Regions from separate parts of the Homo sapiens genome. Here region 1 is linked to region 2. Evidence: read pairs that join two places in POLR2A ChIA-PET (ENCODE). Cell type or tissue: OCI-LY7. All regions are shown on one strand. Each heading gives the region's core, and the rest is flanking DNA. Links, peaks and the distances in the headings are about the cores only.

Evidence for each region. ChIA-PET counts read pairs that join two places held together with the same protein. Peaks named below come from ENCODE experiments on the same cell type or tissue, not always from the same donor. Only the 100,000 strongest peaks of a DNase experiment are listed, where the experiment ranks them.
Region 1: POLR2A ChIA-PET joins it to region 2 with 5 read pairs; 2 of 35 experiments call an interaction of 5 or more read pairs at or near these places.

Annotation. Positions count from the first base shown.
Region 1 is chr5:173,259,597-173,272,157 of GRCh38, reverse strand. It overlaps LOC105377731 (a long non-coding RNA gene), which reads right to left and starts at 2,925. Exons shown (of 4, transcript XR_941237.3): 1 at 2,517-2,925. RefSeq lists an enhancer at 2,192-6,960. In OCI-LY7, for the core only: no CTCF peak of the experiment used is centred there; no DNase peak of the experiment used is centred there.
Region 2 is chr5:172,133,345-172,145,905 of GRCh38, reverse strand. All of the region lies in intron 2 of STK10 (serine/threonine kinase 10), which reads left to right. Among named protein-coding and RNA genes, the nearest start is that of STK10, 49 kb to the left of the region's middle. RefSeq lists an enhancer at 1,200-1,700. In OCI-LY7, for the core only: no CTCF peak of the experiment used is centred there; DNase peaks (open chromatin) are centred at 4,075 and 5,555; H3K4me3 peaks cover 517 bases; H3K27ac peaks cover 3,479 bases.

The DNA of each region.
Region 1 (12,561 bases), core at 4,494-9,493, 1.1 Mb before region 2:
CTATATAAAAAAACATACATAGGCTCACTCCTATAATACCAACACTTTGGGAGGCTGAGCCAGGAGGATCTCTTGAGGCCAGGAGTTCAAGACCAGCCCCGGCAAACTAGTGACACCCCACCCCCATCTCTACAAAAAAATTTTAAAAATTAGCTGGGCTCAGTAGCACACACCTGTAGTCCCAGCTACTCAGGAGGCTGAAGTGGGAGGATCGCTTGAGCCCAGGAGATTAAGGCTGCAGTGAGCCATGACGGCATCACTGCACTCCACCCTGGGCGACAGAGCAAGACCTTGTCTCAAAAAATATCCATCTAGAGAAATGAATGAAAAGCACCACACCTAAATATTATCAGTGTTTTTTGTCAACTAGCGAAATTAGTTTTTCTTCTGCTTTCTATTTCCCAAAATGACAATGACCTTGTGATTCTTTACATAATAAGGGAGGGAGTTGGCTGAGGGAGGGATAGAAACAAACCCCGGCCTGCTTCCAGAAGCACTTGAGGGGTCCGAGGGCCCTCCTGCGGAAGGGGAACAGTGAAGTGGGAGTGGCCTGAGCCTAAGGCCGAAGTTGCATTTTCCTTTTCTCTGCTTTGGAAACAGGAACTCCTGGGCCTCGGCCTTGCTGCTGCCATTTCGTTAGTCCTCCCCACTGGTGCTCCCTTCTGCCTGCAGTGTCGAGGTTGGGGGTAGGAGAAGGAATCGCCCATAGGTGCCAAAGCCACGGGTAGCCACTTCACTGGCTGGCCTCTCTGCTCAGCTTGCCCCAGGTGACTTTCACTCCCAGTATAGACGGGGCTGGGTTTAGTAAGCCTTCCTGGTTGGACAGCCACATCCAAGGCAGAAGCTTTGTACTAGCCAATTGGGACTTCAATGATATCTCTCCTTTTCAGCCCAAGGAATGAATGTTCCCCAAATAAGATGCTGCTCTACCTTTTCCGGCCAATTAAGTTTCTCTTCTGCCACTTCTCCCCTCATCGACCCACGCCCCCTCCACCAGCCACGTCCACCACTGAGCCCCCTTGCAGACGTGTCTGCCCCCTCCCACCCATGCCTGCGCCATGGCGACTGGAATTCTCCACTTTTCCGTCTTTCATTTAGTTAGGCCGCCATTTTCCAATGCATGATAGTATCTGGGCTTGTGTTTGTTTGTTTGTTTGCTTTAGAGATGGAGTCTCGCTCTGTCACCCAGGCTGCAGCGCAGTGGCAGGATCTCAGCTTACTGCAACCTCCGCCTCCCAAGTTCAAGTGATTCTCCTGCCTCAGCCTCCCGAGTAGCTGGGATTACAGGCACCTGCCACCACGTCCGGCTAATTTTTGTATTTTTAGTAGAGACGGGGTTTCACCATGTTGTACAGGCCGGTCTCAAACTCCTGGCCTCAAGTGATCCGCCCGCCTTGCCCTCCCAAAGTGCTGGGATTACAGGCGTGAGCCACTGCGCCGGACCAGTACCTGGATTTTTTAAAGTTAGTATTTACTTTAAAGTGTAGAAAGACAAAAAATAACTAGGGCCTCAAACCCATGATATCTTGGATACTCTTACTTGGATACTTAAGACATATACTTGGATACTTGAGGCAATGCTAAAATAAGTTTTTGGGTTAAGAAAAAGGTGAATCAATGTCAATAAAAATATTCTTTCAGTAAATATATTCTTTAATATGTTTATTTTTATTATCTATATTTTTATGTCTTTATTGATACAGTATTTATCTTATCTAGGCTATGGTAAACAACTGGGGTTTAGGAAACTCTATGCTAGGGTAAAAAAAATTGGGGGGCACAGATGTGGTGGCTCATGCCTATAATCCCAGCACTTTGGAAGGCCGAGGCAGGAGGACCACTTGAGCCCAGGAGTTCGAGACCAGCCTGGGCCACAAATTAAAACCCCATCTCTGTTAAAAAAATAAAAAATAAAAAATTAGCCAGATGTAGTAGCATGTGCCTGTAGTCCCAGTTACTTGGGAGGCTGAGCTCAGAGGATCACTTGAGTCCCAGGAGTTCGAGGCTGCAGTGAGCGATGATCATGCCACTGCACTCCAGCCTGGGTGACAGAGCAAGACCCTGTCTCAAAAATAAATAAATAAATACAAATAAATAAATGATTTTTAAAAAATTAATACATACCTGGGAGGGCTAACTTGTCACCCTTGAGATTTCTGCCCTGAGAGATGAGCCTGGGCAGAGAAGCCCAGACGGACAGAGCTCCACAGTGGGGTATGAGAAGCCAGTGGCCACACCAAACATATTGTTTTTTTCTGGGCAGAATCCCTGGGGCTGCATCTGAAGCCTCCTCCTGATGTGATGGTCTCAGAGCTCCCAAGGCAGGCACAGCCAACACCTGGCATTGCCTATTTTTGCCCAGGAAAGGGAGTGAGCCTGCAGGCAACCTTCCTAGGCAAGTGGGAGAAGCCTCCCTCAATGCACCAGGGGCTGGGGGCAAATCCCACCTACAGTCTCTGCATCTCTAAGAAGTTTGCTGAGGTAAGTTAGTGCAGCCCCAGTGAGATAGAACATACCTTCAAAAAAAAATCCTGTCCATTTCCTGAAAGACAAGCTGACAAGCCAGGATCTTCCCACCTCCTCCAGGGAACGACAAAAAAAAAAAAAAACAGGGATGGAAGGCGAGATGGAAACGAAGATGGAGCAAGTTAAATGCAGCAGGGCCTTTTAATCCCTCTGCACTTACATTTGGGACTCTCAGGCACTTGGCACTTTTCTGAGCTGCCTAAAATGAGGGCCATTCAGAACGCCTCACTGCAACAGGGAGATACACGTGGGTCGGGGTGGAGCAGGAGTGGAGGGCAGGCGAGAGGGTTCCTAGACTTGAAGACTTCAGGGGATTAGGGAGGTGACAGGCATCTTCTGCAGGGACTGCTGCCAGCCCTCCACCCCTCCCGCCCCCAAGTCTGTGTCCAGCCTTCGCCTGTTGCTGCTGACCTGAGTCTCTCACAATGACGCAGTTCACTGCTCTGGACATGTGGGAAGTGGGTGGAGGAGGGGTTGGCAGGTCTGGTCCCCACCAACTGCCACCTTGCCGGGTGTCAGCAGAACAGCAGGTGGGTCCAAAAGGAAGAAGTTTGCCCACATTGGCATCTGGCAGCATCACGCTGCAGCTTCCATGATATAAATACAGGGAGTGAAAATAGCTAATCCCAGATAACAGCGGTGTAATCACCCAGCACCCGGCCTTGAATCCCAGAGCATTTGGAGGAAGCAGCTGCGGGGCTGCCCCCTTCAGCGGCCACTGCCCCTGGGTGGCCTGGGCTGAGAGTCTAAGCCAGAACAAAGCTGGAGAGCGGAGAGCAACTGGAAGAAAGAGACCTGATGAAAAGCACCTCTAATCACAGCTTGGCCTGGGATGGGATGATTTTTCTAGAGGCACCATGAAAATTCTGAGCTTCCAGCAATGTGAACCTGGTCTCCCTGCTCTTTGTTGAGACACGTGATGATATACATGGGATCATCTAAGTTCGGGGTTTGGTTGTTTTTTTAACCTCTGGGTATTATCATCATGAGTATATTATTGTCCTCTAGTTTGGGAGGGTCAGGGCCTCTCCCAGGCTCCTCTTACATCTGGCCCTGAGCACCAGGGTGGTCGATCTGTGGCCATAACCCCAGGTTTCTGACTTCAGTTCTGAGGCACTAGCCACTCAGAGTAGTTACCCCTGAGGATCCAGAAGGCAGCTCGCAGCCACCACTCCTGTGGTGACCAGAAACTGTCTGGGAGAAGCCACTGGGCTTTGCTGTCCTCAGTCATTATGCTCCAACAAGACATTAAATGAGGGCTGGCGGAGATGGCGTGAAGAGCTCAGGCGCTCCTCCTGTCCCATGTAGGGCGCTATTCGATTGTCTGGCTGCTAGCTGATGGACAAGCCATCCCCAGCCACCAGTGACCTGGCTTCCTAGTTGCACTTCTGAAGGCTGTGGGCACTCAGATCCCTTCCGATGGGTCATGAGGCACCCTCTCTCTCAGACGCAGAGAGCCGACAGAGCTGGCCGGCACTGGAGCCGCCTTGGGCTGAGCTACGACGTGAGGACCCTAAGACAGAGAGGCCGCAGAGGTGCCCAGAGGAAGGGTGGAGAGCTGGGCCTCAGAAGGAATTCTCCTGTGAGCACCCAAGATATGTGATTCCTTACAGAACCGGCGTTACTATACGTGGGAAAAGGAGAGAGGAACCGCCCAGAACAAACCAGAAGGAAGGGGAAACAGAAACATGTGTCACCTACATGCAATCTAGGAGTGGGGATGAACAGGACTCTTGACTGGTTTCTGAGAGGCTGTTCTCTGATTCTCTAGATTAGAGAACGCAGCTTATTATGAATAATGTTATTTTTGTTTGGAGTTTCACGTCACTTTATTAAACAAGTGTTTCCTTTAGTCAACCACAGATGAAAGTCACTGTGCTCTCAACTTCTAATAAGATCATAAAGATCAGTCATGAGTATTTCAGTGAAAGCAAAACATAAGCCGCACAAATCTCTGAGCCCCAAACTCGAAGTTGTAAATGGTTGGGAGACTGAGGTGGGTGGATAACTAGACCCAGGAGTTCGAGACAAGCCTGGGCAACATAGTGAAACCGTGTCTCAAAAAAAAAAGAAAAGAACATTTTTCAAGTGCTGCAAATGGAGTGGGTGGACAGCTTGCCCACCTCAGAGTCCCATCAGCTCACCAGCAATAGAGACCTTGTCCAAAGAGGGTCCCATGAAGTTGTAATGCCACCCTGGGCCACCACAGGAACCTCAGCTCCCAAAATCAAATTTGAAGAGAATATTTGCTGATATGAGGAAATGCGTATAATTTTAAATTAGGTAGAAAATCAGAACAGGCCGGGCATGGTGGTTCATGCCTGTAATCCCAGAACTTTGAGAGGCCAAGGCAGGAGGATCATTTGGGCCCAGGAGTTCAAGACCAGCTTGGGCGGCATAGCAAGACACCTTCTCTACAAAAAAAAATTTTTAATTAGCCAAGCAGGGTGGCAGGTGCCTATAGTCCCAGCTACTCAGGAGGCTAAGCAAAGAGGATTGCTTGAGCCCAGGAGGTAGAGGCTGCAGTGAGCTCTGATTGCTCTACTTCACTCCAGCCTGGGCGACACAGTGAGACCCCCATCTCAAACATGAAAAATCAGAACAGAAATTGCATACAATATGATCTCAACTATGTAAAATATATATACAGAAAAACAATAAAAAGCAACACACCTAAATATTGTCTGATACTACATTTCAATTAACACATAAAATAAAGAATAATATGACTTTTTATTGACTATGGCAAGCAACTGAGGTTTAGGAAATTTTACATTAGGATATTCATTCAAAAAAAAAAAACTTAAAAAATATATACAAGCATGTATATATTTTTTATATACCAGGCACAGTGGCTCATGCTTGTAATCTCAGCCCTTTGGGAGGCTGAGGTGGGAGAATCACTTGAGCCCAGGAGTTTGAGGTGGCAGTGAACCATGACTGCACCACTGCAGTCCAGCCCTAAACAGAAGATGACACTGGTTCCCTACTTTACCCTGCAGGTGAACGCCACAAGGTTCTATGTAGAGCCTCTTCCTGATCCCATCTTCTTCCGCCTTGGCTTGGACACTGCTCACCCACTAAGATCCTTGGTAACGGACTGAGATCAGAGATGACAGTTGACATAGGATCTATGGTGGGATATTAACTATAGTGCAATCTAACCATATCTGAGTCTCTTACTCCGCATCAAAACCTTTTTCCTGAAATACTTAACAGAGAACAACCAAAAAATACATATAAGAGAATAAAAAGAGAAGGAAATCACCATTCATCGAATGTATGCTAAGTGCCAAAAATTATTTTTCAAACATTATGTATTTTCTTTAATGCAGCCCTCAAAACAGCTTAGAGGATAAGATGCTCTCCTTTTTGTGGATGAGAAAACTAAGTCTCATGGAAGTTGATTAACTTGCCCAAAGTCACCCAGGTAAAAGTGGTCGAGCAAAGTTCAAATCTGGTGAGTCTGACACCAAAGCCCAATGTCTTTGCCCCCAAGCCCTTTGCTCCCTGCCCCTGAAAGGACTTAAATACACAACAAAAGCAATGAGTGGGTAGGAAGACGAGAAGGAATATAAGCTGAGATTGACAAGATTCCAGGTGGTTGGAATAAAACCTTTGGGTTTTGGATTCCAGGTGGTTGGAATAAAAGCTGCTAATAAAACCTTTATTAGCAGATGTTTTAGCATTGTGGAAGCGTGCGAGCTTAGAAAAAGAAAGCCAGAGAAGGAAAAAAAGTGAAGAAGTAAAAAGCAAAAGCTCAGGGAAGCATTGTGGAATGAGCCTCTCAGCTCCACATTTCTGCCTACTACTCCAGAAATGGATTTCTCTGGCCAGTCTGAAACTGCGGGAATCCGCTGCCTATGAAATGAACAGAACCAAGTCTTCCATCTCCGCCAAACAGGCAACTCCGCCGTAATCTAATCACACCCCTTGAAGCCCCAGCCAGCAATCTCTTTCCCTCACCCTGTCACAAATGCCATCACGTTGCATCACCGCCTCCCTCACATGCACAGCCCGGGCAGGACACTGGGACCTGTCTTGGCCACACATCCACAGTTCGGCAGGGTCAGCCCTGGTTCTGCGCAGTTCACAAAGGCCAAAACAAGTGTGAGCCCCAGAGGGGCCCCTGCCAGGTGGCAGGCTGAGCTGCCCAGGGAGGTCAAGGTTTGGAGGTTTTCTTTTAACCAAGTCCAGGGATCCTCACTGCTGCACACTGTGGGGTCTGCTCACGGAAAGTTATTAGACACAAAAACTAAAGAAAAAGAACTAACCCGGGGACGCTTCCTGAAATGCAATTATGGGGGAAAAGAAATGAGAAAAAGTACGATAAAAACTCACCTGATCATCCAGATTCAAGATTTGACTTGCAGAATGGTGTACCATTAACCTGCCTGATGTTTAGAAAGCAACAAAAGAGACCACCTGATGCAAATTGCTCTGGGCACCTGCACCCTGGGGCTGGGAGTCAACAAGGGCCCTCCTTCCCACAGGGCTCAGATGCCTTGGGAAATCTAGGGTGTAGGACCTGGGCTTTAGCACCTCACATTTACACTGGGTTCCAGGTTTCCATGTAGCTTATCCCATTTGCTCCTGCAATAATCCAGGAGGCAGGTAAGCCCAGTGTTAACAATCTAATTTGACAAATGAAGAAAGAAAAGCACATGTGACCCAAAGTTTTTTTTTTTTTTTTTTTTTGAGACAGAATCTCGCTCTATCGCCCAGGCTGCAGTGCAGTGGTGCCATCTTGGCTCACTGCAACCTCCGTTTCCTGGGTTCAAGCAGTTCTCCCTGCCTCAGCCTCCCGTGTAGCTGGGATTACAGGCGCCTGCCACCACACCTGGCTAATTTTTGTATTTTTAGTAGAGACAGGGTTTTACCATGTTGGCCAGGCTGGTCTCGAACTCCTGACCTCAAGTGACCCGCCCACCTCGGCCTCCCAAAGTGCTGGGATTACAGGGGTGAGCCACCGTGCCCAACCTCAACCCAAGGTCGTAGAAGTAATTAGTTACCATGCTGAGACTAGAACTAATAAAATCTGGAAGGGTGAACTCCCATTATCAGTAATAGCAAAGTACGTAATTCAGACTGCCCTCCATTCCACTGAGGACAACTGGGAATGCTGCAGAATAAGTAAATCCTAAATCAGACAAATGGGAAAAAAATCACGAAATGTCTTGGAATACATAATGAAGAGGGATATTGTCAAGCCCTCTCTGTTACTTTGCCCAGCACATTTAGAATTGAGGGTTATTAATCGATTCAAAGTAAATAATGAAATTAACCTGCCCTTCATCTCAATAAATGTAAAATAATAAGCCAGGAGTGGTGGCACACACCTGTAGTCCCAGCTACATGGGAGGCTGAGGCACGAGGATCACTTAAGCCTAGGAGTTCAAGGCTGCAGTGCACTAGAAGGGCACCTTTGAATAGTCAGTGCACTCCAGGCAGGGCAACAGAGCAAGACCCTGTCTGTAAAAGAATAAAATAAATGTAAAATAATTTATGATGATGGTGATTCTTAAATGATGATCACTTTGTCTCAGGTGTAAGGATTTGTCACTAAAGCATACAAAAGTAAAATAAACTGAAAGAAAAATCTGTATAGACTGTGAGAATTTTATTGGTCAGATGAAATGAAAAAGATTATCAGCTTATTTTGCTGCTGTTTATAAGCATCTGTTGTACGCTTTTAATAAATTTGATAATTATTCAAAATAAAAAAAAAAACCGAACTGCTTAAAGACACCAGAGAGCTACAAAATAGTGAAGAATAACCAGCCAGGACCCAAAGGAAGGAGGAAGCCGTGCGAAGTGAGTCTGTCCTTTGAGCTACCCTGGGCCTGGCAGCGTGGGCCAATTCTACCATGGCTGGCAGAGAGGCTGGGTGGACTTTCAAGAGCCTCACGGGGCTAAAGGGGCAGGGACGAATGTGAAGCTTACCAAGATTAGAGTTGAGATTCATCTTGAACTGGGATTCTAAAGGGAAGCTCCCTACAAGTAAATGTGACCCAGAAGCAGACAGGCCCTTGCAGAGACCATGGCTCCACTTCAGGTATTCTAAACCCCCGAAATTAGATTTCAGTAAACCTAAATTGTCGGTGCCCCAGGAGCCTAGCAGAGACAAACATAAATCTTCTTAGGAGGAAAATATCATCATCTGAAGCCTATAATTAGTTCTGCAAGCAATTTTTCAAATGCAATGTCCAAAACACAGTAAAAAATAATAAGCAAATAAATAAGACACAAAGAATACAAAGCAGTATTTTTTAAAGAAAGAAAAATTAAATATAGAAAAATCAACTAATAATAAAGAGGCTGGGCATGGTGGCTCATACCCATAATCCCAGCACTTTGGGAGGCAAGAGGATTGCTTGAGCCCAGGAGTTTGAGGCCAACACTAGTCAGAGTTCATACACAGTCATTTCTACAATACACTATTGGTTACCAGGTCAGTCCTACTCACTGTTGGAGGGGAGTAGGAGCTTCAGTTCTCCATGTGGCCTCCTATCCTTCCAGAATATCAGGAATTGAGAATCACCAAGGTCCGTCTTGGAAGCTGGCTACCACAGGTGGCCAGAGTGGAACTGAATTTTTTCTCACACTCCAGTAGATGGAACAAAATAGCAATGCTGAGAGAGGAAGTACAGAAATGGAAATTAGCTGGGCATGGTGGCACTTAGTCCCACCTACTTGGGAGACTGAGGTAGGAGGATCACTTGAACCCAGGAGGTCCAGGCTGCAGTGAGCCATGATTGCACCAATACACTCCAGCCTGGGTGACACAGACCCTGTCTCCAAAAAAAGGAAAGCAGAAGAACAAGACTGCTAAGATAATAAAGTAATAATAACAGTATGATATCATCAGTAGCTATCACTTATCAAATGCTTCTCTGGCAGTGGGCAATGGCCAAGATCTTTCCATACTCTCTCACTGAGGCAACAAATTACACTCCATGGCCCAAATCTAGCCCACCACCTGATTTTGTAAATCAAGTCTTATTAGAACACAGCCATATCCATTTGAATACATACTGTCTATGACTACTTTCACCTACAACAGCAGAGTTGAGTAATCGTGACAGAAACCATAGGATCTGCCAAGCCTGAAATATTTACTGTGTACCCCTCACCAGAAAAAAATTTGCTGATCTGTTGTCCATCTCATTAAAACCTCATAATAAATCCCATGAAGTGAGTGATATTACTTTCCTTATTTGATAGAAGAGGAAACAGAGGATCATATAAGTGAAGTGACTTGCCCAAGATCATGTCTGTCATAAGTAGCAGAGTAAGGTTCATACCCAGGCAGCCTGACTTCAGGATCCGAGTTGCACTGGGCTAGGAATCAGAAAGGCTGGCTTTTCTGAGTAGCTATGTGGCAATTATTTAAGGTCTTGCTCCTCATTTTTCTCTGCCGAGAGGATAGATGTTTAAATGTCTGTTCAGCTATTTCACAGGAAGATCAAATGATAAATATAAAAGTGGAACAAAGAAGCAGCTAGTCTTCTTAATTTGTGATGCTAGGGCAGGAAGAAGAGCTCTGAAAGAAATGGCTAGAGGAGAAGTCGCTCGGTTACCTCTGCACAACCCAAAACTTACTGGCTTAAAGCAACAGTGGTTGATTGTGGCTCATGATTTTGTGAGTTGGCTGGGTGGTTCCTCAGCTGGTTCCCCACGAACTCATTTATTCAGCTGCATTCAACTGGAACAGTGGTTCTCAACCAGGGATGACTGGGGACTCTGTTGGTAGGTGCTGCTGGTACCTGGTGGGTAGAGGCCAGGGATGCTGCAAACCCTACACAGGAGAGCCTCCACAACAAAGAATTATCTGGCCCTAAATGTCAATAGTGCTGAGGTTGAGAAATCTGAGCTGGAAAGTCAACTGGGATGGAAAATTCAAGATGCCCTCACTCGTGAGTCTGGTAGGTGGTGCTGGCAGTTGGCTGGGGGCCTCAGTTCTCTTCCATGTAGTCTCTCATCCTCCAGGAGGCTAGACTAACTTTGCTGCAACATGGTCTCAGGGCAGAATTCCAAATGAGTGAAGGTGGAAGCTGCAAGGCTTCTTGAGATCTGGGCTCTGGAACTCACCCAATGTTGTTGCCATCACATTCTCTTTTTTTTGTTGTTGTTGTTGTTGTTGGTTTGTTTTTGTTTTTGTTTTTGTTTTTTGAGACAGAGCCTTGCTTTGTCGCCCAGGCTGGAGTGCAGTGGCATAATCACGGCTCACTGCAGCCTCAATCTCCCAGGCTCAAGCGATCCTCCCACCTCAGCCTCTCAAGTAGCTGGGACTACAGTGTGTACCACCACACCCAGCTAACTTTTTGTGTTTTTTGTAGAGATGGGGTTTTACCAAGTTGCCCAGACTGGTCTTGAACTCCAGGCTGGTCTTGAACTCCAAGAGGCCTTGAGTGCTGGGCTCAAGCAATCCACCTGCTTCAGCCTCCCAAAGTGCTGGGATTACAGGCATGAGCCACCACACCTGGCCTGTTTCCATCACATTCTATTGACCAAAGCAAGTCACAAGATTAGCCCAGGCTGGAGTGCAGTGGCATAATCACGGCTCACTGCAGCCTCAACCTCCGAGGCTCAAGCGATCCTCCCACCTCAGCCTCTCAAGTAGCTGGGACTACAGTGTGTACCACCACACCCAGCTAACTTTTTGTGTTTTTTGTAGAGATGGGGTTTTACCAAGTTGCCCAGACTGGTCTTGAACTCCAGGCTGGTCTTGAACTCCAAGAGGCCTTGAGTGCTGGGCTCAAGCAATCCACCTGCTTCAGCCTCCCAAAGTGCTGGGATTACAGGCATGAGCCACCACACCTGGCCTGTTTCCATCACATTCTATTGACCAAAGCAAGTCACAAGATTAGCCCAGGCTGGGTGCGGTGGCTTGTGCCTGTAATTTCAGCACTTTAGGAGGCCAAGGCAGGAGGATGGCTGGAGGCCAGGAATTCAAGACTAGCCTGGGCAACATAGTGAGACCCCATTTCTACAAAAAAATTTTTTAAATGAGCCAGATGTGATGGTGCATGCCTGCAGTCACAGCTACATGGGAGGCTGAGGCTGCAGTGAGCCATGATTGCACCATTGTACTCCAGCCTGGGCAACAGAACAATACTGCATCTCAAAAAAAAAGAAAGAAAGAAAGAAAGAAGATCAGCCCAGATTCAAGGAGTAGAGATCTAGACTCCATCTCTGCTGGGGAGGAGGAGAAAAGTCACATTGCAAAGGGGGTAAACACTGGGATCGGAAGAATCCGTGGCTATTAAACCATTATCTACTACAAGAAGTAAGATTAACTATATTTCCACTTTAGCTACATAGCTCAGGGGACAGCTCTATGCCAGTGGTTCTCAAAGTGTGGTCCTCAGACCTGCAGTATGAATATCCCCTCAGAACTTATTAGAAGTGCAAATCCTTGGGAGGCTGAGGTGGGTGGATCACCTGAGGTCAGGAGTTTGAGACCAACCTGGACAATATGGCGAAACCCCTCCTCTACTAAAAATACAAAAATTAGCAGGGCATGGTGGGATGCACCTGTAATCCCAGCTACTAGGGAGGCTGAGGCAGGAGAATTGCTTGAACCCAGGAGACAGAGGTTGCAGTGAGCTGAGATCGCGCCACGGCACACCAGCCTGGGTAACAAGAGCAGAACTCTGTCTTAAAAAAAAAAAAAAAAAAAAGAGAAAGAAAAGAAAATTATAAGGCTCCAAATCAGAAATGTGGGGTGGGGCCCAGCAATCTGTGTGTTAGCAAGCTCCCCAAAAGATCCTGACTCTCAATCAAGTTTGGAAGCCACCAGCCTAAGGTAAGCAACCAGATCAGAAACCTCTCCATGCCCAGGTCTCTAGCTTGAATGTTGGTGGAGGCCAAAACATCCCTCCCCTCCTATCCCCTACCTCTCCATGGGTCTCTGCCATTTGCCTGAGGATAAAGTGCTGTCTTTAGGCCAGGTGTGGTGGCTTACACCTGTAATCCCAGCACTTTAGGAGGCCAAGGTGGGAGGATCGCTTGATGCCAGGAGTTCAAGGCCAG
Region 2 (12,561 bases), core at 2,499-7,498:
GTGATTTCGGTTTCCAGCATGGACACAGCACGGACACAGCATGGACATGCTACTAATGGCTGTGCTGTACTCACTGGACACCAGGTTCTGAGCTACAGGCTTTCCCTGTGTGATCCCATGTGATCACAACCAGGGAGGCAGCCTCTACCATCACCCCCACTTTACAGATGAGCATACTGAGGCTTGGATCTCCGAAGTTACTTGTCCCAAGGTCATTCTGTTAGTGTCCGGCCATAATTGGGACCCAGGTGTGTCTGGCTCCAGAGTGGAAACCCAGTGCTCACCTTGGTTCACGTGGGAGCTTTGGTTCTTTGGAGACATATGTCCCTTGACTAATGAATCCGGGAAGGCTGGGGGTTGCCCTTAGGGAAGTGCTTCTTCCCTGGCTTTCTGAGCAGGCTCTGAGCGGGCCAGCGCGTGCTCTGCCTGCAGTGGCCACCGCCCCACACTGCCCCACCCCCGCCGCCTTGGTTTGACTCCTACCTGTCCCTCAAGGACCAACTGAAAGGTTACAAAACATTTAGCAATTTGAGTTGAATGTGCCGCCTTCCAACAGCTGGTGTGCTTTTCCCTGTCCCTTCTTACCCTTGTCCTGGGATTTGTGAGTCCATCTCCTGACCTCCTCCTTGGGGGTCACTTTCCTCAGGGCAGGGGCATGGGCCTGGCTCCTTCCCCTTTGTGTCCAGCACTGTCCTTAGCAGAGCTGGCTTTAGAGAACAGTGGCCAGAGAGACAGATGGTCAAATGGATGAAAAATGTCCCTGCAGACACAGAACTGCCTTTGTCTCTCCGCTAGGGCTGAAGTCCGGTTAGCATCTGCACAGAGTCTGATCTTAGCCCTGATCTTGGCATTTCTGGAAGATGGGATGGACTCAAGCTCAGGGGACTTTGACCCCAGAGCCAGTGCTTGCGACCTGTGGGCCAGATAGTACCTGAGGGAGTTAGGTCCCCTGAAATTGAGTCGCCTTGGTTCCATCCTGAGGTGCCTTGGGACTTGGGCACGCGTAGTTAGGTGTGCAACCACCTGAGTCTCCTCATCTGTAAAAGGGGGTGGGGGGTATCTAAGTCATCCCTTAGATGTTCCCTCCCCTTTGCCTCGGCAGGACTCCCTCCACCCGGCCCCATGGCACGTACACGCTTAGGAACCTCAAGGTCACTCCCTCTGTTCCAGATGCCCTTGCCCATGGGTGAACTCAGTTCACCCTGCTCAAGGGCAGTCCTAATTCCTTCCCCAGGCTTCCTTCGAATGTGGTGGGTGAGGCTGGGGGTGGAGGAACACGCCTGGCCCAGCGTTCCTGGGAGGCCTGGGGGTGTAGGCTGCCTAGTAAATGGCAGCATTGTTTGGCCTGGAGCTCAGAGATGGGGAGATTCTGGGACTCCACCCACAGCAGCTGGCTGCAGATATGCTAAGGACATTTCTGTGTTGACTGTTGCGTTTTTTGGTGTCTGCCTCCAGGGACTTGCTTCTCAGGCAGAGGCCTTGGTTGGATAACTTTTGTCTTCTGTGCTGTATTGGAGAGGCTAAGGAGGTTCCCAGCACCGCCCCACTGACAGCATCTCTCAGTGCAGGGAGGCCTGGGGGGCTGATGGTCATGCCTACCTCTGCTTCCGCAGGAAGAAACAAGCCTAGAGAGGGAAAGCAGCTTGCCCGTGGCTACACAGCTAGGCTGTCCGTGTGTCTTGGAGTCAGACTGACCTTGGTCTATACTCTGGTTCTGTCACTTATTAGCTGAGTGGCTTTGGGGAAGCCCCTTCCCCCACCAAACCTCAGTTTCCCCATCTGTAAAACAGGAATATTTGTATTGCTTATGAAATTAAGTGAAGGAATGCTTATCAAACACTTAGCGCCATGCCACGTATGCACTAGCGGCTCAGTAATGGCAGCCATCATCTCTTCTCTCTTGGTTGGCAGTAGAGGGAGGGACTGGCTTGCCTTTGTCCTGCTTCGTTTGCACAATCTGGCTGTCATCTCTGTTAGCCATCTTTTGGCTGTTCTGCCCCTGATTTCTGGGCATCTTAAGGCTACTGAATTTTTTCATTCATGTTTATTCATTCATTTATTCAACAAACACTTATGATGATGTACTAGGTCCCGGGCTTTGATATTGGATCGTATGAAGGGAATTTTTTTAGATGTAAACTGCTTCTTCAAGGATAAAGTGACTTCGCTCACTTTGAACCTACATAGTCCATGTTGCAAATGACCTTATTGCTGTTGAGAGCTTCATTTTCCAGATGGGAAAACAGCGGAGGCTCAGAGCAGGAAAGAGGTCAGGACAGCCCCACAGAAGGATGGTGGCAGACCCAGGACCATGTCCACATCTCCTGGCTGTGGCTTATTTAATTTGAGTTCTAGGAGTTTTGCTAACATTTATTTATTGAGCACCTTTGTGTACCCAGGACATGCTCTTGGCCTCAGGAAAGCCCAGGGAGGTGAGGGGATCCAGGCCCAGAGCACGGTGTGGTCACTGCGTGTTGATGCCTCACCTCTGGAGTCAAAGTGCCTTAATTTTCTTTCTTTCTTTTTTTTTGTTTTGTTTTTGAGACAGTGTCTTGCTGTGTTGCTTAGCCTGGAGTGCAGTGGCACGATCTCGGCTCACTGCAGCCTCTGCCTCCCGGTTCAAGCTATTCTCCTGCCTCAGCCTCCCGAGTAGCTGGGATTATAGACATGTGCCACCACACCTGGCTGACTTTTGTATTTTTACTAGAGACAGGGTTTGGCCTTGTTGCCCAGGCTGGTCTCAAACTCCTGAACTCGTGAACCACTGCGCCTAGCACTCGGTTTTTTCTTGAGGACAGCTGGGGCTGTGACAGTGCCAACCCAATTCCTGCTGGTCCTACTGCCTATACGCTGTAAAAGTTAATGTCTAAACCCTGTGGGTGGTCCAGGCTCACCCTTATCTGGGACATCCTGGCTTCCTTATCTCTGGTGAGCAAGCTCACTTGGTATGTGTGTGCTGACCAGTAGGGCCCAGAGAGGGCTGGAGCAAAGAAGCAGAGGGGCCTTTCCCCCCACCCACCCAGGGGCTGTGACCCAGCCTGTTTGTGGCTTCCTCCTTGAGGCATGAGGAGGGATGGGGTGCTTAGATCTCTGCCACTTATCTGTGACCTTAATCTTCCTGAGCCTCAGTTTCCCCATATGTAAAATGGGAATACAATAATACCTAGTGCTGGTAATACTCGATAACATTTATCAAGCATTGACTTACTATGTACCAGGCAATGTCTTTTGTTCTGACATACATTATCCTACTTAATCCTCACAATAAATCTTATGAGGTCCAGGCATTTTTTAGGATACCTACCTCAAATAGTGAGTGTGAGATAATCCATGGAAAGCACTTAGCATACGGCCCGGCACAGAGTAAGCTCTCAAATTGCATTAGGTGTCGTAGATAGGGATACCGAGGTTGGCCCAGGTTAAACTGCTAACTGCCTGCCTTGTGGGGATGTTGAGGACATGATGTAAAACCTTAGAACACCTGCACACATCGGGTTCTCTTTGTGCGCATTACTTAGAAGGGTGGAAATCAACTTGGCACAGCACTTTGGTGTCAATATTTATTCCCAGAGGGCTGGTCTGGTGGAGAAGAGAGATTTTAAAATCCTAGCTCTGTCAGTCCTAAGCAATATTGAGCTGATTCCTAATTTGCACAGCTCTAAAGACGTTTGTGTAGTAATCAGTCCCACGGCAACTCTAAGTGGACACTGGGCCAAAAAGGCAAATAATTACTTAAATTGAGGTGTGCAGGTCTAATGCTGGGTGTGTGACGTGTGCTGTCTCATTTATCCCCGCCTAGCAGGTGGAGATAACCATCCAGACCCATAGATTGGCCTCCTGAATGTGAACTCCCAGGAGATGGAAACTGTTTTTTCACTGCTGTATTCCCAGTGGCTAAAACAATGCCTGGTACAGGGCAGGTGCCTGATAAATTTATGAATGAATGGACGAGTTACCTTAGAGGTGTTGCGGCCTGCCAGGATCCCGTAGCAAGGCCCCAACCCTTACACGGCACCACGACAGCTGCTCGATCTAAACTGATGGGGGTCATGGAACACAGGTGTCCAGTTTCCTTTGGCCCTCAGCCAGAGAAGAAAGCCGGCGATTACAGGCTGCTGTGACATCCCCCATCAGACACCCTCTGAGAGCGCATATAGGCTGAGGTTGCCAGGGAAACAAGGAGTTCCTGGGTGCAGAGACCACACCTCTGACAAGAGGGCCCAGGTAGAGCAGGCACCTCCCTTACCAGAGTGTATTACCTGTATCTAAGCCCATGCAGGACCACCTTATTTTTCTCTCTTTTAAATTTTTTTTTTTTTTTTTGAGACAGGGTCTGGCTCTGACACACAGGCTGGAGTGTATGTAGTGGCACAATCGGCTCACTGCAACCTCTGATTCCTGGGCACAAGCCATCCTCCCACGTCAGCCTCCTGAGTAGCTGGGACCACAGGCACGCACCACTATGCCTGGCTAATTTTTTTTTGTATTTTTTGTAGATACGAGGTCTCACTTTGTTGCCCAGGCTGGTCTCGAACTCCTGAGCTCAAGCAATCTTCCCGCCTCGGCCTCCCAAAGTGCTGGGATTACAGGCATGAGCCACCGCGCCTGGCCCTAAATTGTATTTTCTTGTGATAAGAACACTTAGCGTGAGACTACCCTTTAAACACATTTTAACGTGTACAGCACATTGTGCAGACCATAGCTATAGCGTTGTCCAACAGATCTCCAGAGCTTATTCATCTGGCTTAACTGAAACTTTATGCCCAGTAATGAGTAACTCCCCATTTCCTCTACCATCAGCCCGTGGCAGCCACCATTCCACTCTTGATTCTAGGATTTTGACTGTTTTACCAGATTCCTCATTTAAGTGGAATCTGCAGTACTTGCCTTTCCGTGACTGGCTTATTCCATGTAGCATAATGTCCTCAGGGTTCATCCATATTGTCTCACTTTGCGGAATTTCCTTCTTAAGGCAGAATAGGGATCCATTGTGTGTACATACTACATTTTCTTTATCCATTCATCTCTTGGTGGACATTTAGGTTGTTTCTACATCTCGGCTTTTATGAATAGTGCTGCGATGAACATGGGGGTGCAGGTATCTCTTCAGGATCCTGCTTTTAATGCTTTTGGATAAATACCCAGAAGTGGGATTGCTGGATCATATAGTAGTTCTATTTTTATTTTTATTATTTATTTATTTATTTTTGAGACAGAGTCTTGCTCAGTTGCCCAGGCTGGAGTGCAGTGGCACAATCTTGGCTCACTGCAACCTCCGCCTCCCGGATTCAAGCGATTCTCCTGCCTCAGCCTCCTGAGTAGCTGGGATTACAGGCATGTGCCACCACACCAGGCTAATTTTTGTATTTTTAGTAGAGACGAGGTTTTGCCATGTTGGCCAGGCTGGTCTCGAACTCCTGACCCCAGGTGATCCACCTGCCTCGGCCTCCGAAAGTGACGGGATTACAGGCATGCACCACCACACCTGGCCAAGTAGTTCTGTTTTTAATTTTTGAGGAACTTCCATACTGTTTTCTATAGCAGCTGCACCGTTTTGTATACCCACCAACAGTGTGCAAGTGCTCCCTTTTCTCCACATCCTCATCAACACGTGTCATCTTTTGTCTTCTTGATGATAGCCATTTTTACAGGTGTAAGATGATACATATCTCACTGTGGTTTTGATTTGCCTTTCCGTGATGATTAGTGATGTTGAGCATCTTTTTATTTACCTGTTGGACATTTGTATGTCGTCTTTGAAGAGGTGTCCATTCACGTCCTTCATTCATTTTTTAATTGGGATATTAGGGTTTTTTTTGCAATCAAGTTGCAGGAGTTCCTTATATATTTTGGAGATTAACCCCTGTTAAATATATGGTTTGCAAATATTTCTCCCCATTTTGTAGGCTGCCTTTTCATTCTACTGATTGTCTCCTTTGCTGTGCAGAACTTTTTAGTTTGATGTATCCCACTTGTTTATTTTTGGGTTTTTTTTTTTTTTTTTTGGCTGTGCTTTTGGTGTAATATCCATGAAATCATTGCCAAGATCGATGTTAGGAAGCTTTTCCCCTATGATTTCTTCTAGGAGTTTTATGACACATTTATATGTGTCATCTTTAATTTCTTTTGGCAACAATTTGTAGTTTTCAGTGCACAGGTCTTTTGCCTCCTTTTTTAAGTTTAACACTTCACTTTGTAATTCATTTTGAGTTGGTTTTTGTATATGGTGTAAGGTAGGGCTCCAGCTTCTCTCTCTTTCATGGATATCCAGTTTTCCCAGCTCCATTTATCAAAAAGACTGTTCCTTCCTTATTGATTGGTCTTGTTGGCATCCTTGCCAAAACCCATTTGACTATATATGTCAAGGTTTTATTTCTGGACTCCCTCTCTCTTTTCTTTTTTTTTTTTTTTTCCAGAGATGGGGTCTCACTATATTGCCCAGGCTGGTCTTGAATTCCTGGACTCAAGCAGTCCTCTCACCTCCCAAGGTGCTGAGATTACCAGTGTGAGCCACCATGCCCAGCCTTATTTCTGGACTCTCTATTCTGTTCTCTTGATCTATATGTCTGTCTTTATGCCAGTACCACACCGTATTGGTTACTGCAGCATTGTAGTACATTTTGAAATCTGGAAGTGTGCGACCTTCACCTTTGTTTTTCTTTTTCAAAATTGTTTTGGCTATTTAGGGTCCCTTGAGATTCCATAATATTTTAGGATAGATTTTTCTATTTCTGTAAAAGATGCCATCAGGATTTGACAGGGATTACAATGAATCTGTAGATCATGTTGGGTAGTATTGACATCTTAACAATATTAAGTCTTCCGGTCCATAAAGCTGGGATGTCTTCCATTTATATGTGTCATCTTTAATTTTTATTTTTTATTTTATTTTGAGACGGAGTCTCGCTCTGTCGCCCAGACTGGAGTGCAGTGGTGTGATCTTGGCTCACTGCAAGCTCCGCCTCCTGGGTTCACACCATTCTCCTGCCTCAGCCTCCCGAGTAGCTGGGACTACAGGCACCCGCCACCACGTCCAGCTGATTTTTTGTACTTTTTTAGTAGAGACGGGGTTTCACTGTGTTAGCCAGGATGGTCTCGATCTCCTGACCTCGTGATCCGCCCACCTTAGCCTCCCAAAGTGCTGGGATTACAGGTGTGAGCCACCGCGCCTGGCCAATCTTTAATTTTTTTTTGCAACAATTTATAGTTTTCAGTGCACAGGACTTTTGCCTCCTTTTTAAGTTTATTTCTTCTTAAGTTTTTAGGAATACTATATAAACATTCCTAAGTATATTCATTTTTTGATGCTGTTGTAAATTGAATTTTTTGTTTATTCATTGTTAGTATGTAGAAACACGGTTGATTTTTGTGTGCTTATCTTATACCTGCAACTAAATGTGTTTATTAATTCTAACTTTCTTGCATAATCTTTAGCATTTTCTACATATAAGATTATGTTGTATACCAACAGAAATAATTTTATTGGCTGGGCGCAGTGGCTCATGCCTGTAATCCCAGCACTTTGGGAGGCCAAGGTGGGCGGATCACAAGGTCAAGAATTCAAGACCAGCCTGGCCAATATGGTGAAACCCCCTCTCTACTAAAAATACAAAAAAATTAGCCAGGCGTGGTGGCACATGCCTGTAATTCCAGCTACTTGGGAGGCTGAAGCAGGAGAATTGCTTGAACCCGGGAGGCGGAAGTTGCAGTGAGCCAAGATTGTGCCACTGCACTCCAGCCTGGGTGACAGAGTGAGACTCCATCTCAATAAAAAAATAATAATAATAATTTTATTTCTCCTTTCCAATTTAGATGTCTTTTATTTCATTTTGTTGCCTAAGTGCACTGGCTAGGACTCTCAGTGCTATGTTGTATAGGAGTGGTGAGCGTGGGCATTTTTGCCTTGTTCGTGATCTTGGAGGAAAAGCTTTCAGTCTTTCACCATTAAGTGCGATGTTAATTGTGCATTTTTAATATATGGCCTTTAATATATGGCCTTTTTTTTTTTTTTTTTGAGACAGAGTCTCGCTCTGTCGTCCAGGCTGGAGTACTGTGGTGTGATCTCGGCTCACTGCAAGCTCCGCCTCCAGGTTCATGCCATTCTCCTGCCTCAGCCTCCCGAGTAGCTGGGACTACAGGCGCCCGCCACCACGCCCGGCTAATTTTTTTTTTTTTTTTTTTGTATTTTTAGTAAAGATGGGATTTCACTGTGTTAGCCAGGATGGTCTCGATCTCCTGACCTTGTGATCCGCCCGCCTCGGCCTCCCAAAGTGCTGAGATTACAGGCGTGAGCCACTGCGCCTGGCCCAATATATGGCATTTTAATATATGACCTTTATATATGTTGAGGTTGTTTTCTTCTATTTTGTTTGTTGAGTATTTCTCATGAAGTGGTGTTTAACTGTGCCAAATGCTTTTTCTGCTTTAACTGAGATGATCACGTAGTTTTTTTTTATCTCCTTTCATCGTGTTAATGTGGTATATTACATTGATAGATTTTTGAATGTTGAACCATCCTTACATTCCAGGAATAAATCCCACTTGATCATGGTGTAATCTCTCTTTTAATAGTTGAATATGATTCGCAAGTATTTTGTTGAGTATCTTTGCATCAGTATGTCAGAGGCATTCAAACCAGAGTGACTTTATCTTGAATAGGGGCTGGGTAAAATGAGGCTGAGACCTGCTGGGCCACATTCTCAAGAGGTTAGGTATTCTTAGCCCTAAGACGTTTATAGTTAAGGGAACAGAAACAGACCCAGGATATAACAGACCCAGGAACTGTCCTGATGTCCTTATATCTTAAGAACAAAAACATTCCTAGTTTTAAAATAAGTCTCACTTTAAAGATAATAATATATGCACAGTGAGAACACGTGGACACTGGGAGGGGAACATCACACACCGGGGCCTGTTCGGGGGTGGGGGGCTAGGGGAGGGATAGCATTAGGAGAAATATTTAATGTAGATGATGGGTTGATGGGTGCAGCAAACCATCATGGCATGTGTATACCTATGTAACTAACCTACATGTTCTGCACGTGTATCCCAGAACTTAAAGTATAAAAAAAAAAAATAGATAATAATAAAGGCTCTCATGAAAGACAGTAGTTACACAAAGATTAGCAATCCTTTATCACAAACCCTTGTAGTAGAGCACATCTCCTCCATGATTTTTGTTATATATAAGCAAGCATTGTACCTAGGTGGGCACATTCCTCCTCTTATTTTTTGGAATGCCATGCTCTGCCTATGGAATAGCTATTCTTTCACTTCTTTACTTTATTTATTTATTTATTTATTTATTTTGAGACGGAGTCTCGCTCTGTCGCCCAGGCTGGAGTGCAGTGGCGCGATCTTGGCTCACTGCAAGCTCTGCCTCCTGGGTTCACACCATTCTCCTGCCTCAGCCTCCCGAGTAGCTGGGACTACAGGTGCCTGCCACCACACCTGGCTAAGTTTTTGTATTTTTAATAGAGATGGGGTTTCACCATGTTGGGCAGGCTGGTCTCGAACTCCTGACCTCACGTGTCCACCCGCCTCGGCCTTCCAAAGTGCTGGGATGACAGGCGTGAGCCACTGCGCCCAGCCTGTGTGGAGGTTTTAAATTACTGTTCAGTCTCCTTAGAAGTTACATCTATTCAGGTCTTCTGTTTCTTCATGATCCAGGCTTGCCAGGTTGTGTTTCTAGGAATTTTTCTATTTCATCTAGTTTATTCAATTTGTTGTCATACAGTTGTTCATAGTACTCTCTGATAGTCCTTTCTGTCAAATCAGTAGTAATGTGTCCCCTTTTTCATTTCTGATTGTAGTAATTTGAGGTTTTTTTTTCTTTTTTTCTTTTTCTTTCTTTTGTTTGTTTGTTTATTTATTTATTTTGAGACAGAGTCTCACTCTGTTGCCTAGGCTGGAGTGCAGTGGTGTGATCTCGGCTCACTGCAACCTCCACCTCCTGGGTTCAAGCGATTCTCATACCTCAGCCACCCAAGTAGCTGGGATTACAGGCGTGTGCCACCAAGCCTGGCAAATTTTTGTATTTTTAGTAGAGACAGGGTTTCTCTATGTTGGCCAGGCTGGTCTTGAATGCCTGACCTCAGGTGATCCACCCCAAAGCACTGGGATTATAGGCGTGAGCCAACGTGCCTGGCCATAATTTGAGTTTTTAACTTAGTCTGTTTAGCTAATGAACATATTTTAAAAATTCTTTTGGATCTATATGTAGGAGGGAATTGCCATTTGGATCAATAGTAATGCTACGTTTAACATATTGAGGAACTGCCGGACTCTCCCAAAGTGCCTGGACTGCACATTTTACATTACCACCATCAGTGTATGAAGGTTCCAATTTCTCCATATTCCTGCCAACACTTACTGTTGTTTATCTTTTGTTTTTTGAGATGGAGTCTCGCTCTGTCTCCCAGGCTGGAGTGCAGTGACGTGATCTTGGCTCACTGCAACCTCCGCCTCCCAGGTTCAAATGATTCTTTTGTCTCAGCCTCCTAAGTAACTGGGACTACAGGCGTGTGCCACCACACCTGGCTAACTTTTGTATTTTTATTAGAGACAGGGTTTCACTATGTCGGCCAGGCTGTCTCAAACTCCTGACCTCAGGTGATCCACCCACCTCAGCCTCCCAAAGTGCTGGGATCACAGACGTGAGCCACCGTGCCCAGCCTTGTTCATGTTTTTAATTCTGAGCATTCTAGCATGTGTGAAGTGGTATCTCATTTTGGTTTTGATTAGTGTTGCCCTAATGACTAGTAATGTTGAGCATCTTTTCATATGCTTAGTGGCCATTTGTACATCTTCTTTGGAAAAACATCTATTCAAATCTTTTGCCTATTTTAAGATTGGGTTATTTGCTCTTTTATTTTTGAGTGCTATGAGTTCTTTATGTATTCTGGATACTAGTCCTTTATCAGATATATGATTTGCAAATATTTTCCATTTGTGGGTTACTTTTTCTTTTTCTTTTTTTTTTTGAGATAAAGTCTTGTTCTTTCTCCCAGGCTGGCGTGCAGTGTCACAATTATTGCACGCTGCATTCTCGACCTCCCAAGCTCAAATGATCCTTCCACCTCAGCCCCCCAAGTATCTGGGACCACAGGTGTGTGCCACCATACCCCGCTAATGAAAATTTTTTTCCTTTTTTTTTTTTTTGTAAATATGAGGTCTCCCTATGTTGCCCAGGCTGGTCTCAAACTCCTGGGCTCAAGTGATCCTCCCATCTCAGCCTCCCAGAATGCTGAGATTACAGGCGTGAGCCATTGTACCCAGCCTTTACTTTCTTGATACTGTCCTTTGATGCACAAATATGTTCAATGTTGATGAAGTCCAGGGTATCTATTTTTTCTTTGGTTGCTTGTGCTTTTGGTGTCATTTTTGTCCATCTGGTCTTTTACTAACCCCCATATACCCTTTGACACATATTTAGAGGTCCTCAAAATTTTTATTTAAAGATGGGAGGATATGGAAATATTTTTTTAAAAAACTCATTGAAACAGACTGCAGTACGGTCTTTAATAATGAAGATCCCCAAAGCTTCTGTGTGAATACTCAGGGCTTCTCAAACCATCTCTTGGTAAAGGCTGATGAGGATGATCATACATCCTACCAAAGCCCCTCACTCTTTGGTTTGAGGCAAGATAAAAAGGAACACTGGTGATGAAATTTAGGATAACAAGGAGCATAAAAGAGGCAGTACTTCTGCCAGTTTGCCCCCAAGTTTCTCTACCAACATCTTACAGTGCCTTTTGTTAAGGGGAGGACAGATGTGGTCCCAGGGTCCAGGCCTCTTGCTCTTATAAATTCCCATTGAGCAGTAGTTCTCAAAGTGTGACCAGGGGTCCAGCAACAGCAGCAGCATCTGAGCACTTGTTGGAAACCAGATTCTTGGACCTTGCTTCAGACCCACTGAATCAGAAGCTCTGGAGTGGGACCCAGTGATCTGTTTTAACAAGCACTCTGCTGAACGTTCAAGTTGGAGAGCCGTTGGTGTAGCATTTTCAGCTGGTACAACCTGGAGTCTGCCACCTGGAGAGTGTGGTTACTCATCATCTCCTGCCAAGCGTGGGATCAGGTACTTTTGGTAACAAGTGACAGCAAACCTTAAACTAACCTACTAAACAGCGCAGAAATTAATTCGTTTGCATATTCTGCCTAAAAAGTCAGTAGGGAGCAGGCTTGTTCTCCGTTTTCCTGTGATTCTCTCTGTCTTCCTCTGTGTATTAGCTTTGTCTTCACACCCACTTCTCTCGTGGTTGCAACATGGTTTCCTGCAACCATCAGAGTTGTGTGCTTCCTAATTAGCTCCAGAGTGAGACGACGTGGCATTCCACACCATCAAGCACAACTCACCAGCTTAGCTCTGATGACACCAGCCCTGAGTCAGGGCACGAGGCAGAAAATTTTCCTGACTGGCTTAGCACCCTGCTTCTACCCCTCCCTTGCAGGGGATGAGTAAGTCCTACCCAGTTCTCATGGCTATTTCACAAAGGGGAAGGAAGACATGGTGTATGTGGAGGGGGAGGTAGCCATGGTGCCCAGGACATCAGGACTCAT